Linked DNA regions of Homo sapiens: region 2 is linked to region 1. A link is a contact called in ENCODE Hi-C or POLR2A ChIA-PET data. All regions are on one chromosome and are shown on one strand. The core of a region is the stretch at or near the end of the contact, and the rest is flanking DNA. Distances in the headings are between cores, read along the strand shown.

Region 1 (4,921 bases), core at 1,225-3,724:
GCACTCCAGCCTGGATGACACAGCAAAACCCTGTCTCAAAAAAGATTTAAGTCAGAGTCATGACTTTCTGAGAAATGTTCTCCAACCAAGCCCCTCCTCGCACAATTAGCAGTTTTTCAGTAAGTCCAAAAGGCTGTGTCAATTCCCCTATGGAAGCACTTAACATCACAAAGGGAGTGAAGTTGTCCCCGTGCCTAGCACAGTGCCTGACACATATTAGGTGCTCAAAAAATGTCTGTGGAATGGGAGGGCATCATGATCCCAGCCAAACAGGCTGAATTTTAGAAATGGGTGCTTGGAAGCATCTCAGGCAGTGAAAGGAATTCCAGGCTTCACAAAATAGTGTGCCTGAGGATACCAATACACAACCTGAGACGGAGATTGCGGGTGGGAGGTCTCAGCAGCCAGGCAGGGGTGGATAGTGTGTGTGTGAGTTGCGGGGGGCACTCCATGGAGCAGTGGCTTTATCAGAAATGGGGACTGTTTCCCTTCAACCATCATGGACCCTTCCCTGTTTCTTCTTGTCAGCCAGAGGAGGGAAGCTGCTGACAGCTCATCTCCAATACGCCCTCCGGGACCCTCGAGCCACCCCTCTCCACCAGCAGCTTTGCCACTTACACTCACCATCAGAGATGTTCCCAAGCCCCGAGGCCCTGCCCTGACATGCATAGTGACTCTTGGCTTCCCTGGCCCAGACGGCCAGATAGCTCCCAGCTTCTTGCAGCAGCTGAAAGAGTTGAAAGGCCTGGGAGTCAGGAGGCCCTGGTTCAAGTGCTGGCCAATAACCAGTCACATGACCTTGGGCCAGCATCTCTCCCTCTTTGGGCCTCAGTTTGCCCTGCCATAAATTGAAGAAATGGGATGGCCTATCTCGGGGAGTCCCCTCCACATGCACATTCTGTGGACCCTGCAGTTCCTTGGATCCACATGCTCTCCTTATCTGTCTGCTGCTCAAATCAAAATCTTAGTGTTGACAGGGAATTTGTAAAAATCTTCTTTTTGTAGATGAGGAATCTGAGGCCCAGGGAGGGGAAGGGGTGTGATCAGAAAGATGTACTAAGGGCAGACACAGAATTCCAACTGGAGTCTGCTCCCAGACATGATCTGACTTTGGTTTTAATGACTGCTTGGAATGGAAGAATTCTTTGCACCAAAGCCGCCCATGTGCCTAGCATAGGTTCACATAGGGTATGGCTGGTGCCTCTTCAGCCTTCTGTAGGCAATCAGTTCAGGGTCCATCCTTTTGATCCTGTAGTAGAAGCCAACCAACCTAGACCAAGCCCTGGTGGGGAGACCTGAGCTCTAGCCTTCTCTGTGTAACTGACTAGCTGTGTGACCCTGGGCAAGTCACTCCACCTCTCTGGCTTTATTGCGGTGTGGTTATACGAGCTCCATTGGGCTGTAAGCTCTAGGGAACATGGACTTGTCTGTTTTAATCCCAGGGGGTTGGCTTTCAAAGTAAAGTTTCTTAGTTGAAATTTCAGAGAGAATCTCATTTGTTCAGCAACCAATGATGTCTGTATTTAAGTCAGCCCACAGAAATCTTAGGTCACTGACTGGCCAGTGAAAGGGCTGCCTGTGGCTCAGGTGCTTATCTTTGGTTCAATCCACTGTGGCCTGGAGTGTTATGTCACTGATAAGTACAGTTGCTTTTTCTAGGCATTGTTTAGAAAGGTATCTATTGGATCTCTATTGTCTTGGTGAGGAAACTGGCTCAATGAGTCACTTAGCCCAGGGCACATAACTGGTAAATGATGGTGCTGAGGTTAGAACCACAAAGCCCCTTGTTCTTCCTACTACTCCAGGACCCATAGCTGTGGACTAGTCATGCAGAGCAGAGTGCAGTACGTTGAGGGCTACAGGGATTTGGTGGAAGCAGCAAACTTTCCAGATGGAGGGAGGTGCCCAGGAAGTCTTCATGGAAGAGGCGGCCTTTAAAATGGGAGTTTAAACAAACAGGCAGGGGTGGTGAAGAACATTCCAGATCAAGGAAATAATGTCAGCCAAGGTGTTTGGGTGAGGGGATGGGGGAGAGGAAACTGGGTGGGATTCTGAGAGGGTGAGACTGTGCGGAGTGTCAGCATACATGGCTGGGAGGGTTATGAAACAAGCTTGTGTGTCAAACCCAGTAAGAAGTTTGGGATTGATTTGTGAAGTAGTGGGGATCCATTGAAGGTTGTTGAGCAGGTGAGTGACTTAATCAGAAATGGGCTGCCAGAAAATGTATGGTTAGTTCCCTATAAGTCTGTTCCTCCTGGGAGGCACAGGCTGTTTCACCTTTGCTGTTGTCTTCAGTCAGAAATGGGGAGGAACGGAACAGAGCTGAGGAGATGCCGCTGGCACCACCACTGTTAGGCGGAGGACCAGAGGGGGAGTAAGAAGACAGTGGGCAGGGCCAGGCCTTCATGGCAGGTCATGGGGGGTGAAGAGGAGGAGGAGCAGCTGGAGACGACTTTCCTTCCTCTCTTGGCCATCAGCCTCCTCTGGCCTGAGGTCTGGTCTGGTGAGGCAGAGTACAGAGCATGCCTGTGCTGTCTGTGTGAGTTCCTGAGGAGTGAGATCTTTAATTTTTGTCTGCTGAGCCCTGATGGGCGAGAGGCCAGCCTGTGTTACAACCTCTTGGGGGCCCCTGGGCCAAGGCACTCAGACCACAGTGGACGGAAACAAGGAATGAGTCATTCAGACTAGGACTAGCCGGGGCCCACTGGGATCTGCTGCACCTCGCCTGCCCCCTCAGCCTGGTGTCTGTGCCCTTTCCTGGGGATTTGCCAGGTCTGGGTCTGTTCCTGAGGGACTGGGGCCCTAGAGAGGGTATTGGGGGCACCAGGGCAAACATCATTGAGCCCCCACTCTCCATGGATGATCCAGGGAAAATGGACTCAGGGGATGATGGCAGAAGGCATCCTCTTCCTCTCTTTGTCTTGACAATGGAGAGTGAGAGGGAGCTGGCTTGCAGGCCTCCCTGGGGAGAGCTTGTTTTAGGAAAGACCCTACTGTAGACCTTCCTCTCTGCCCCTGCATCCCTCATCCCTCAGGGTGTGAGGAGTGTTACTATGACCCAGCTCAAAGCCAAGGTGGGCACAGGCTGGAAGATGCCAGCGACAGCCAAGGGAAGCTGCTTCTTGTCCTTTTTTGTCCTCAAATTCCTGCACAGCCATTCTAGAAGCCTAGATAGGCCTGCACAATCCCCCAGCCCACAGGGTTTTCTTCCTGGGGATTTTGAAAGAATAATCCAGGTACATGAGCTCTCCCCATCTGGGTAACTCTCTCCACCTCCAGCAGAGCATATGAAGTCCCCTTGGTCTCACTGGGAGGAATTACAGGGAGGAGGTCTTCCAGCTGCTCACACTGTTGTCCTGCTCAGGTCTTCAGAGACTGTGCTTGAGGAGAAGTTATGCTTCAGGCTCCCCCGGGGGTTTAGAAGATTCCTCCACCCCTCCACCCCCAGCCAGGGACTGAAGGAATTTATGCAGGTAAATAGGAAATGACATCTCAGCTTATAGTGAATGGCACGGAGCTTTCAGATCAGCCCACCCATGCACCAGAGACTGGAAATGAAGGGAAGCGAAGTGAACTAAGTGATTTGAAAGAGCTGCCCATTTCCCATCATTGCAGGACACCCTGGTGTGAGTGCAGTGTGCTGCAGGGAAAACAGCATGGACTTTGGAGTTGTTCAGACTTTTTAGTTGAATCCTGGCTCAACTCCCAGCTGTGTGGCCTTGAGCAAGCGACTACCCCTCTGGGCTTGTGAAATGGGAATGGCAACACCTCTACCACACAGAGCTAAATAGACATTGTATGTATGTCATTTCTCTTTCCCAAAGAGAAAAGCTACGAGTTGAGATGAGCTCTATTCAGCAACTGCAGACTACTTGATGGAGGTGGGGTGAGTGTGGCTGTGACTTCCTTCCTTCTTCTCTGTGGGTGCGAATCAGATTCACCGCCCTGACTCAGAGCGGACCCCTAGCTGGTAAACAGGCCTGAGGAGAATGGGGGATGCTTGGTGGGGGCTGACCTGTGACCACAGTCCCATGCAGCCATTAGCACCCCCACCACACCACAAACAGCTGTGCATGCTTCCAGCTCTGAGAAAAATGCAGCTGTCGGTGGTCTCCCTTCCCCTGGAAGCTGGCATTGGTTTAGCATCTGGGACCAGACAAACCAGGAGTGAATCCCAGCGCAGCCACCTACTGGCTTGTGACTGTGGATGAGTCATTTACTTCCCCGAGCCTTCATTTCCTCATCTGCTATGTGGGGAAATAATAGCACTTCCTTCATCAATAGCGCTTCTCATTAAACAAGGAAGTGACTATAAGATGACTTGGCACAGTGCCTGGTACCTTCTGAGTGCTCAAGAAATACCAAGGCTGGATGTGGTGGCTCACACCTATAATCCCAACACTTTAGGAGGCCGAGACGGGAGGATCACTTGAGTCCAGGGGTTCAAGACCAGCCTGGGCAAAATGGCAAAACCCCGTCTCTACAAAAAATACAAATTAGCCAGGCTTGGTGGCGTGCACCTACAGTCCCAGCTACTTGGGGGGCTGAAGCTGGAGGATTGCTTGAACCCAGGAGGTGGATGCTGCAGTGAGCCGAGATTGTGCCACTGCACTCCAGCCTGGGTGACAGAGTGAGACCCTGTCTCAAACAAACAAACAAACAATAAATGAAATATCAGTTGGTAAATGGAGGAGTAGTAATTGACACCTGCCCCTAGCCCCATGACAGGGTAAACAGGGCTGGCTAGCTAGTTTGTCCTGAAGAGAAAAATGGCAAAAAGAACATCATTATCTCAACTTTCAGATAAGAAAGTAGAAGCCAAATGAAGCTCAGAACTGTGCTGCATTCACAGAAGACGGAAATGAGCTCAGAACTGTGCTCCGCTCACAGAAGACGTAAATGTTCACCACATGTTTGTGGG
Region 2 (5,438 bases), core at 1,878-4,377, 370 kb before region 1:
ATGATCCGCCTGCCTTGGCCTCCCAAAGTGCTGGGATTACAGGCGTGAGCCACCACGCCCGGCCGTATTATCAGTTTTAAAAGGCGGATTGCACACAATCACTCTTGAAAATAGTTGGGCAGTCCCTTTCAAAACTAATAATGAACTTATAATACAACCCAGCAATTGTATTTTTGGTGATTTATCCCAGAGAAATGAAGAACGTCTACATAGGAACTTGCAGGTGAATGTTCATGGCAGCTTTATTCATAATAGCCAACAACTGGAAACTACCCAATGTCTTCCAACTGGTGAATGTTTACACAAACTGTACATCCATACCATGGAATACAGCTCGGTAATAGAAAGGAATGAAATATCGATATATCCAACAACTTAGACTAACCTCAAGGAAATTATGCTGAGTGAAAAAAACCCATCTCAAAAGTATAGGCCAAGAGTGGTGGCTCACGCCTGTAATCCCAGCACTTTGGCATGTTGGGACAGGCAGATCACTTGAGCCCAGGAGTTCAAGACCAGCCTGGGCAACATGACGAAACCCCGTTTCTACTAAAAATACAAAAAAAAAAATTAGCCAGGCATGGTGGCACATGCCTGTAATCCCAGCTACTCAGGAGGCTGAGGCACAAGAATCACTTGAACCCGGGAGGCAGAGGTCACAGTGAGCTGAGATCACGCCACTGTACTCCAGCCTGGGTAACAGAGCAAGACCCTGTCTCAAAAAAAAAAAAAAGTGTACATACTGCATAACTTTACTTATGTAACAATCATGAAATAACATAATTATAGAAATAAAGAATAGATTAGTGGCTTCCAGGAGTTACAGATGGGTGGGATGTGTGGCTACAAAGGAGTAACACTAGGAATCTTGTGATATTAATAGTACACTTGGGTTTCTTGATTGTGGTGGTGGTTATGCAAGACTACCTGTGATAAAATTGTGCATATACACACACACACACACACACACACACGGAATGCATGTATGAAATCTGAATAAGCTCTGTGGATTGTACCAATGTCATTTTCTTGGTTTTGACATTGTGTCATGGTTGTATAAAATGTTAGCATTGGAGTAGTCTGGGGGGAAGGATGCAAGAGAGAGAAGGATATACATTTATTTGCAACCTCCTGTGAATCTACAATTATTTCAAAATAAATAGTTAAACAAACAAAACCAGGATTTATGAAATAAAAACATCTATTTAAAAGAAAATTATAAAATTATAAAGCATTACATTTGGGGGATGGTCATTTTTTTTTAAGAGACAGGGTTACTGTGTCGCCCAGGCTGGGGTGCAGGGGTCCAATCATAGCTTACTGTAGCCTCAAACTGATCCTCCCCCTTCAGCCTCCCAAGTAGTGAGGACTACAGCTACAGGTGTGGGCCACCACATCTGGCTAATTTTTTTTTTTTTTTTTTTTTTTTTTTTTTTTTGTGCAGACAGGATCTTGCTATGTTCCCCAGGCTGGTCTTGATCTCCTGGCTTCAAGAGATCCTCCCATCTTGGCCTCCCAAAGCACGGGGATTACAAGCGTGAGCCACTGTGCCCAGTGAATTTTTAAAGTAACTCTAGCTGTAATTGTTAAATGACACAATGCTAAAATAGATCTTGAAAGAGGCTGTTTAAAGTCTCTCTCTATATGTATTTTTTTTAAGACAGAGTCTTGCTCTGTCACTCAGGCTGGAGTGCAGTGGTGCAATCTCGGCTCACTGCAACGTCCGCCTCCTGGGTTTAAGCAATTCTCTGCCTCAGCTTCCTGAGTAGCTGGGATTACAGGTGCTTGCCACCACGGCTGGCTAATTTTTGAATTTTTAGTAGAGACGGGGTTTCACCATCTTGGCCAGGCTGGTCTTGAACTCCTGACCTCGTGATCCACCCGCCTCGGCCTCCCAAAGTGCTGGGATTACAGGCATGAGCCACCGTGCCCGGCCTAAAGTCTATAATTTTTTTAAAGCAGGATGTAAAAATAGTATATTTGGTGGGACCTCAATTTCACTCTAAAAATATACTTTATTTGTATGTATTATATATATATAAATATACACAATACACATATTCTTACACATACATATATATGTATATAGGTGTGTGTGTGTGAAGTGTGTATAATGACATATACTATGACATTAACAGTGACTATCTCTGGATAGTACGATTACAGGTTTATCAGAGACAATTGCTCCCAAAGCCACTCTCCCCTCCTATAGTAATAGAGTTTTAGCTGGGAAAATAGCCACCCAGAATAGAAACTACATTTCCCAGTCTCCTTCACAGGTAGATGTGGCCATGTGCCTATGTTCTTACCAATGGGAAGGTGTGGAAGTATTAACATTTTGTTGCTGCTTTTGAGAACCTTCCCTAGGAGATAGCTGGGATGGGTCTTTGGCCTCTTCATGACTTTCTCTTTCTTGCTGCATTTCTGCTCTGCCAGCTTAGGTGATGAGGATACAGGTCCTACTGTAGGGATGGCAGAGGAGTGAGCCAGAAGGAGCCTGCACACTCTGAGGTCTCTGCGGAGTGGAGCTCCCATACCAGCCTGGAATATTCACCTCTGGGCTTCATACAGCTGAGAGCTAAATAAACTTCAGTCTTGTTTAACTTCCACAGTTATCTAGGAGTTTCCATCACTTGCAGTCACACCCAACTCTAATAAAATGCAAGAATGATTTTTATTTTTATTTGTGTACTGTTCTGTATTTTCCAAAATTTCTACAGTTAACATATGCCGTTCATAATGAGAAGTAAAAGTTATTTGTAAGAAACATAAGAAATCCATCAGGCCCATTCTTTCAGCCAGAAATATGATTATGTTGATCAAATCTTCCAGATTTTCCAGAAATGTCCCAATTCCAAACATTATGGCTGATTGTCTGCATAATTATCAAATAACAGTTTCCTGGACTTAATTTGGAGAATACGGTGATTATGATGATAATTCTGAACTGGGGGCAGCAAGGCTTACTAAAATGTTTGTGTCTTTATCCTTCTGTTCCAAAGAATCTCCTTTAGGCCATAGGATCACTTCCTTTTCCTGAAGGCCTTTGACTCAACACTTGGGCATGTGAATGCACTACTGTTTTTATCCTTCTCTGATTGTTTTGGTGGATAAGTCATGTCTCTATGCAACCTGAGAACAAGTGCTATTGTAGTAGACACCTGTTGTTTTTGTCTGCCCTGCACCCGCTTTCCGTTGGGAACTGCCCTTCCTCATCTCATGTGATTTGGGTGGAACTGTCAATCCCAGCACCTCCTCGTGCCCCAAGTGGCCCCTAACCACAGGCCTGGCCCCCCACACCTGGGACTGGTCCATCATCCAACTTCCACGCTGATTGGTCATGCAAAGCCATTCAGTCCTGTGATTTGCTATATGGACCCTGGAAGAAAGCAGGTTTCTGTCCTCATCTGCTGTAAAGAGGTTGGCTTTGGACTAGCGGTGGCTACCTTTCCTGCCTCATGGGGAGAGCTTGTCTAGTGTAGGAGAAAGTCAGCCAGCTGCTCCAGGAGAAGCAAGTAGAGCCCAGTCCTAGACAGAGGGAGAAAGAACAAATGAGCTGATGATTTGAGATGAGCTGATGATTTGAGATGAGCTGACATGGGCCCTTAGATCTAGCCATGGCTGAAGGTACAGCCACCCTTGGACTTCTCAACAAATTCCCCTTTGGCTTAACTTTTTGGGTTGCTAGAGCCTTGCCTAAGCTTCTTGTGTCCTCCCAGGAGCCCAAGCCTATTTTCAGTCAAGGGAGGAGTGTGTTATTTGGTTGCTTCTGCTAAACAAGAAATTAATCTTGCTCTAAATACAGATTTATATTTTGTGGCATCTGGCTCTGTTCTTGAGCTTCCCTGACACTTTATCATGATCAATTGCTAGGAATCGTTTTTTTTGTGTGTGTGTTTTTTTTGAGAAGGAGTCTCGATCTCGTCACCCAGGCTGGAGTGAAGTGGTGCAATCTCAGCTCACTGCAACCTCTGCCTCCTGGGTTCCAGTGATTCTCCTGGCTCAGCCTCTTGACTATCTGGGATTTACAGGCACGCGCCACCACGCCCGGCTAATTTTTGTATTTTTGGTAGAGATGGGGTTTCAACATGTTGGCCAGGCTGTTCTCAAACTCCTGACTTCAGGTGATTCACCCGCCTCGGCCTCCCAAAGTGCTAACATTACAGGCGTGAGCCACTGCGCCAGGCCAATTGCTAGGAATTTGAAGGGAAAGTCTAATGACAGACACAGGTAGTGGAACCCAGGGTACGTGATTAGAAAAAAAAAAACAATCTTACCCTATTGTTAGTAGGATTGTGTATTAATTGTTGCTCTTCATAGATCAACATATTTAACATGTAACAAATATTTATTATGCACCTTTATACCAAGCACCAACATTGCATACTGGAAACAGGCCCTGTACAAGGAGAAACTCAATACTAATAAACAGATCATCCCTTATACTTTAGAGGATTTTTGCTTTTTGGTTAGAGACTTTCATTTTCCTTATCTCTTTTGGTGTCTACAACAGCCCTATGAGATGGGTTGGTTCTGGTCAACAGATAGTTATTCTGCAATTGATAGGTCCCTTCTGCTAAGTGAGAATGTCCAATCATTTAGGTACACAAAACAATATAGTCTGAGATTCTGAAAGAAAAAACAAGTGGCGATCAAGGCCCAGTAGCCAGTTATTCTCTTAGTCACTGAACGTTAAATCATTTAAAAGCTGGGGTTTGAAAGTCACACACATCTCCTGGAGTTTGCCCCTCACAAGCTGGGTGACCTTGTCTGTCAGTGGAGATGTTAGTAACAGGGAACTCTGATAAATGGTAAGGATCTCAAACATTTAGAGACATGTACTACTACTGGCCTTTTTTTTTTTTTTTTTTGAAACAGAATCTCATTCTGTCACTTAGGCTGGAGTGCAGTGACACGATCTCATCTCCCTGCAACTTCTGCCTCCTGGGTTCAAGTGATTCTCGTGCCTCAGCCTCCTGGGTAGCTGGGATTACAGGCGTGGGCCACCACACCTGGCTAATTTTTGTATTTTTAGTAGAGATGGGGTTTCACCATGTTGGGCAGGCTGGTCTTGAACTCCCGACCTCAGGTGATCCACTGGCCTTGGCCTCCCAAAGTGCTGGTATTACAGTCTGAGCCACAGCACCCGACCTACTACCGATCTTTAAAGTAGCAGGTCTGGATACCCATTACATAAGAGAATTTTTAGAACTCTCCATAAAAGGTGATTCTGGTAGACCTGGTTGTAATTTCAGACTGGACAATTCAGAGAAAAATAATATCGACTTTTATTTTGATAACTCCTCTCTTTCAAGGACTCCCCAGTTATTTTAACTACCTGAGAATGTCTCTTTCAAGGACTCCTTGCATGGTGGTGCAGCCCCGTCCAGATGCCTGTGTCCTGGGTCCCAGCAGATTCCTGCCACTCTTGGAGCAGA

The links. A loop is a pair of places that touch in the nucleus more often than their neighbours do. ChIA-PET counts read pairs that join two places held with the same protein, here RNA polymerase II (POLR2A).
Region 2: a loop to region 1 is called in a map of endothelial cell of umbilical vein, with 5 times the contacts of the local background. The contact joins two enhancer-like sites. A Hi-C loop is called at or near these places in 1 of 168 maps with a recorded cell type or tissue (endothelial cell of umbilical vein). POLR2A ChIA-PET finds 5 or more read pairs at or near these places in 2 of 52 experiments (Caco-2 and Panc1).

The regions. Positions count from the first base shown.
Region 1 is chr14:74,617,549-74,622,469 of GRCh38, reverse strand. No RefSeq gene overlaps it. Among named protein-coding and RNA genes, the nearest start is that of LTBP2, 7.8 kb to the right of the region's middle. RefSeq lists enhancers at 1-278, 3,742-4,921. Within about 2 kb of position 2,474, at least 30 of the 41 ENCODE cell types and tissues checked have a DNase peak (open chromatin) inside an H3K27ac peak, as active enhancers do; they include endothelial cell of umbilical vein, where a contact is called at or near this core.
Region 2 is chr14:74,986,045-74,991,482 of GRCh38, reverse strand. No RefSeq gene overlaps it. Among named protein-coding and RNA genes, the nearest start is that of EIF2B2, 14 kb to the left of the region's middle. Within about 2 kb of position 3,127, at least 3 of the 41 ENCODE cell types and tissues checked have a DNase peak (open chromatin) inside an H3K27ac peak, as active enhancers do; they include endothelial cell of umbilical vein, where a contact is called at or near this core.